Regions from separate parts of the Homo sapiens genome. Here region 1 is linked to region 2. Evidence: read pairs that join two places in POLR2A ChIA-PET (ENCODE). Cell type or tissue: GM12878. All regions are shown on one strand.

Region 1 (2,500 bases), 720 kb before region 2:
AGGTGGGGAGATTCTGCCAGGCTCCACGTCGACCTGCTTCGTCCGAGAGCGGCGGGGGGGAATCCCTGGTGCGGCGCTTGCTGAGGGGCCTTCCCGGGCCGGTCTCGTGAGCTGGGCGGGCCGCGGGCGGCTCTGGCACGGTTGTGGCCTCCTGCTCGCCCGTGACTCACTCGCAAGGGGCGGGGGAGTGGGGGCTTCCTGGAAGCCGTGACGAGGAGGTTCAGCCCGGACACTCGGGTTCCTCTCCTGTAACCAGGGCTCCCGTCTCCTGTAAACAGAGCCTTGAGGACAACGGGGAAAAAGGGGGGAGGAGGGGGACCTGGGACCCGCCTCTAGGCCGATCTCCAAATCCTTACGCAGCTTAAAGGATTGAGGCGGGGAAAGGGGGGTTGGGGGCATCCTTGGGTTCGCGGAGCCCGGCTCAGCTCGGGCTGCGATCAATCCTGGAGGAGGGATTCCAGTTTCTACTCCCTGGAGACCGGGAGCATTTCCCATCCCTGAGTCAGGCTGTCCCCCTCCTCTCTCCCATCTGCTGAGTCATCGGCCCCAAGAGTCAGGACTTTTGGGATAGGGCCACTCTCAAAGGAGGGGGATGCTTTGCTCGCAGAAGGACTGGTCCTCCACCTCCCCAAACCCACAGACCTGGGGGACCCAGGAGCCAAGGCCTCAGTCCCTCCTCCCTCGCAGTAACCCAGGGCCCTGGGTCCCCAGCCCCTCCTCCCTCAGACCCAGGACTCCAGGCCCCCAGCACCCCCCTCCCTCGGATCCAGGGGTCCAGGCCCCCAGCCCCTCCTCCCTCGGAACCAGGGGTCCAGGCCCCCAGCTCCTCCTCCCTCAGATCCAGGGGTCCAGGCCCCTAACTCCTCCTCCTTCAGACCCGGGAGACTCCCAACCCCCCCTCCCTCAGACCCAGGGGTCCAGGCCTCCAGCCCCTCCTCCCTCAGATCCTCAGGTCCCCCGAGACCCCAGCCCCTCCTCCCTCAGACCCAGGGGTCCAGGCCCCCATCTCCTCCTCCCTCAGATCCAGCGGTTCAGGCCCCTAACTCCTCCTCCCTCAGACCCGGGAGACCCCCAGCCTGTCCTCGATCAGATCCAGGAGACCAGGCCCTCAGCCCTCCCCTCAGATCTCGGGCGTCCCAGGCCAGAAGGAAGTTCATGGCAGGACTCCTCCCTGCTCCCTACGTAGCCAGCGGGAAAATCCGCGGCCCCAGCGGCGGCCGGGAATCCCCTCTGGAATGACGGTGGGGAAGGGGATGGCCGGGGTCCCCCCGCGGGGCGCTGGGGCCAGTCCTGGGCGGGCGGGGAAAGAAGGAAAGGGGCGGAAACCAGAGAGGCTAAAAATACAGCCAACACTTCCGGCCTAGGGGGAGGGGAGGGGAGAGCAGAGTTTCCAGAAAAACAAGCGGGGACGGGAAACGCGGGGGTGTGAGAGCTGGCCGAGTGCGCGGGCGAGCTGGGGATCGTGTACCCGCGGCACGTGTGCTCGCGCCGTGTGTGCGCCTGGCGCGATTGCCTGGGCCTGAGCGGGCGTGGCCAAGGGCGGCGCTGGCCGTGTGTACCCTGGCCTGCGACTGCGTGGGCGGCGGGCCTGGGCTAGCCGTCATGTGTACCCGGTTGTGTGAACAGTATGTGTGCTTGCGGGTGCAAAGGTGTGCGCCTTGGCATCTGGGGCTGCGAGAGCCTGTGTGCCTGGGTATGCAGTGGGGGAACGTGAGGGACACGAGTGTGCCCAGTTTCCTGTGAGAAGGCTGTGTGCATACAATCCCGCATGACTTGGCTGTGTGAATCAATGTGTGAAACCGCCTGTGTGATCGACTGTACCGTGTGTACTTTGGCCATCTCTGGGTGTGGGGTGGATGCTCTGTTGTAACTGTACTGCAATTTGTCTCTGAGGCGGCATTCTTAAGAACATGAGATTTTCATCCCCACCTGCATATCTGTGCGTAGCTCTGAGCCACTGTGGGATCTGCAGTGACTAAGTGTGTGTAACTCCGCGCAGGTGCCTGGGTGAGGGAATGACTGCCCTCCCCTGTGACTGAGGCTGTGTGCACACACAACTTTGTGTGTGTGTGTTGCTTTGAGACAGGGTCTCGCTCTGTTGCCCAGGCTGGAGTGCAGCCTCGACCTCCCAGGCTGAATCGATCCTTCCACTTCAGCCTCCCAGGTAGTTGGGACTAAAGGCACGTGCCACCACACCCGGCACACACATTTGAAGCTGTGTCAGCATCTGTGACTCTGCAGCTGTGGCCGTGTGCAAGGCCTTTGTGGCTCAGTGTGTGTAGTCCCTGGGTGTGTGAAGTGTTCACATATGTCCACGTCCTTTGTCGTGGGTGTCTGAGACTGCATGTGCAGACCACAGCAGGCCGGCGTCTGAATGCAGTTCCTGTGGCCCGAGTCACAAGGCAGAGAAACCGATGAACTTTGGTTTCTGACGTCTACAGCCTGCGTGATGGGGAGAGTAGCTGGCGAGCTCCCCCCTCCATGTCACTGTTCTTGTGTC
Region 2 (2,500 bases):
TAATTAGTAATGACATTGAACACCTTTTCATGTGCTTATTGACCATTTGTAGTGGTTATGGTTTTGATTTGCCCTAATTAGTAATGACATCGAACACCTTTTCATGTGCTTATTGACCATTTGTAGATCTTCTTTGGAGAAGTGTCTATTTGAATCCTTTGCCCATTTTTAACTGGTGTGTCTTTTTACTGTTGAATTTAAGAGTCCTTTATACATTTTGGACAGTAGACCCTTATCAGATATACAATTTGTAAATATTCTGCGGGTTGTCCTTTTACTTTAATAGTGTCCTTTGAAGCAAAAAGTTTCCAGTTTTGAAACAGTCTGATTTATCTATTTTTCTTCGGTTGTGTTTCTGCTGTCATATCTAATAACCATTGCCTAACCCAAGGTCATGAGATTTACACTTGTGTTTTCTTCTAAGAGTTTTACAGTTTTAGCTCTTACATTTAGGTATCTGATCCGTTTGGAGTTAATTTTTGTATATGGTGTGAGGTAAAGGTTCAACTTCATTCTTTGCAGATGGGTATCTATTAATAGTTGTTCCTGCACTATTTGTTGAAAACACTATTCTTTCCCCCATTGAATGGTCCTGCACCCTTGTTGAAAATCAATTGACAATAGATGTATGGGACCTGGGAGCTTTTTAAAAATACCTGAATTTCACCACAGGCAAAATGAGACAGATTCCCTCAAGGTGGGCCCTGGGCAATGACATTTGACAAAGTCCACCTAGTGAGTCTAACATGAAGTGAGGGCTGAGAGCGAACAATCTAATCCAACCCCCTTGTTCCATAAATGAAAGATCTGAGGTCTCAGTAGAACCAGAGGGGCTGGGTGCAGGGGCTCACGCCTGTAATCCCAGCACTTTGGGGGGGCTGAGGCAGGTGGATCATTTGAGGTCAGGAGTTCAAGACCAGCCGTCTTGAACTATTAGTAGAGACCAGCCGTCTCTACTAATAATACAGAAAAATTAGCCAGACGTGGTGGCACACGCCTGTAATCCCAGATACTCAGGAGGCTGAGGCAAGAGAATCGCTTGAGCCCAGGAGGCGGAGGCTGCAGTGAGCCGAGATTGTGCCACTGTACTCCAGCCTGGGCAACAGAGTGAGACTCTGTCTCAAAAAAAAAAAAAAAAGAGACTCTGCCACCAGATTTGTTAGACTGGAATGGATGCTTGGAGCTAAAAGAAACCCCAGGGTAAAGGGGGATAGGCGGCCCGGGGTAGGAGCTGCTCCCATCTGAGCCTGCCTCTGTTCTCAAACAGACTTCCGGAGCCATCCCACACATGGGAAACCAACCAACCAACCAACCAACCAACCCAAACCACTCAGATTATACGTCAAAGAACTGGGTTCTCCCCAAGGGGAAGAGCCTGCACTCCCCACACAGAGTCCAGGAAGAGATAGGTCTCAACCCAAGGCAGGTGGGGCCCACAGAGCGGGAGGCAGTGCTCAGCCCTCCAGGCAGAGCTTCTCACCAGGAGGAGGAGATGGTGAGGCCTACCTTGAAATAACTACCTTTAACAGAGGAAACTTACACTCCCAAAAGGCAGTTTTAAAATTAGGGCAGCAGCAGAGGCTGGGGCCTCCTCTGGCCCCATCTAGCATTTTGCTATGAAATGATCAGGCACACGGGGCCCTTCACCTGGAGAACAGGGAGGGTGAGCTACAAACACCCCATTTACTTTCAATGCTTACAGCTAAGCTCAGGTTTCAGGGTGGGGGTGGGGGACTACAGATCATCTGGTTTAAACTTTGATCTTTCAAAAAGATAGCCAAGTAAGCCAATTCTGGCCTTGAGACAGTGTGGCCTGGAATCTTAGCGAGTGCCTAAGGGGCCCAGTCTTTAGAATTAACGTTTTAGTCTGGACAAATCCGCCCAGGGATTTGTTCATCCAGACAAGAGGCCTTTGGCATTTGGGGAGAAAAGGTCAGACAGGGCACTGATGGGATTGTTATTTAGGCAAGTGCTACACACCCGTCCTGAGCTAGTGGGACCCCGGGAATTCCCCAGTAGATCTTGCCAGGTGCAGGAACTGCCACAGGAAAGGGGTGTCTGGAAGCAGGGCAAACACTCCTGTTTCTCCCTCTGTTCAATCTCTCCAGCAGATGGCTTGTTTTTTTGCTAGTATTCAAATGATCCGTAAACTGGGCCCTGCTGGTGGAAGGGTGAATATGCGAGGCCCTGGAGTAATCTTTAATCGTGGTAAGGGTTTTGTCTTTGACAACTGAAACTCCTGCTTGGTGATCCTTTTCCTTTTTCCTGTTTTGAGAGGCTCTGATTCAACAGTCCACCCGGCCAAGTCAGGGCCATCCTATTCCAGTGAAAGCAGAGAGGGGTGTCTCAGGGTGGGCATCCCAGCTAGGGTGGAGCTGGCTTGGTCTGGAAATCTGTGATCTTGACCATGTACAGCCCCCACAGACTTGGGCTTGTTTCATGCATACTCGGTCCCTGCGGGCTTCCTACTCTCTGAACCCAGGGTACGAAGATCCCTTTC

What was found. ChIA-PET counts read pairs that join two places held together with the same protein. Peaks named below come from ENCODE experiments on the same cell type or tissue, not always from the same donor. Only the 100,000 strongest peaks of a DNase experiment are listed, where the experiment ranks them.
Region 1: POLR2A ChIA-PET joins it to region 2 with 5 read pairs; 3 of 35 experiments call an interaction of 5 or more read pairs at or near these places.

What each region holds. Positions count from the first base shown.
Region 1 is chr19:39,401,655-39,404,154 of GRCh38, reverse strand. No RefSeq gene overlaps it. Among named protein-coding and RNA genes, the nearest start is that of ZFP36, 3.9 kb to the left of the region's middle. RefSeq lists enhancers at 345-852, 2,113-2,332. In GM12878, no CTCF peak of the experiment used is centred here; DNase peaks (open chromatin) are centred at 122, 1,494, 1,832 and 2,464; H3K4me3 peaks cover 2,201 bases; H3K27ac peaks cover 2,500 bases.
Region 2 is chr19:38,685,604-38,688,103 of GRCh38, reverse strand. All of the region lies in intron 1 of ACTN4 (actinin alpha 4), which reads right to left. Among named protein-coding and RNA genes, the nearest start is that of ACTN4, 39 kb to the right of the region's middle. RefSeq lists an enhancer at 2,069-2,128. In GM12878, no CTCF peak of the experiment used is centred here; a DNase peak (open chromatin) is centred at 1,345; H3K4me3 peaks cover 843 bases; H3K27ac peaks cover 1,882 bases.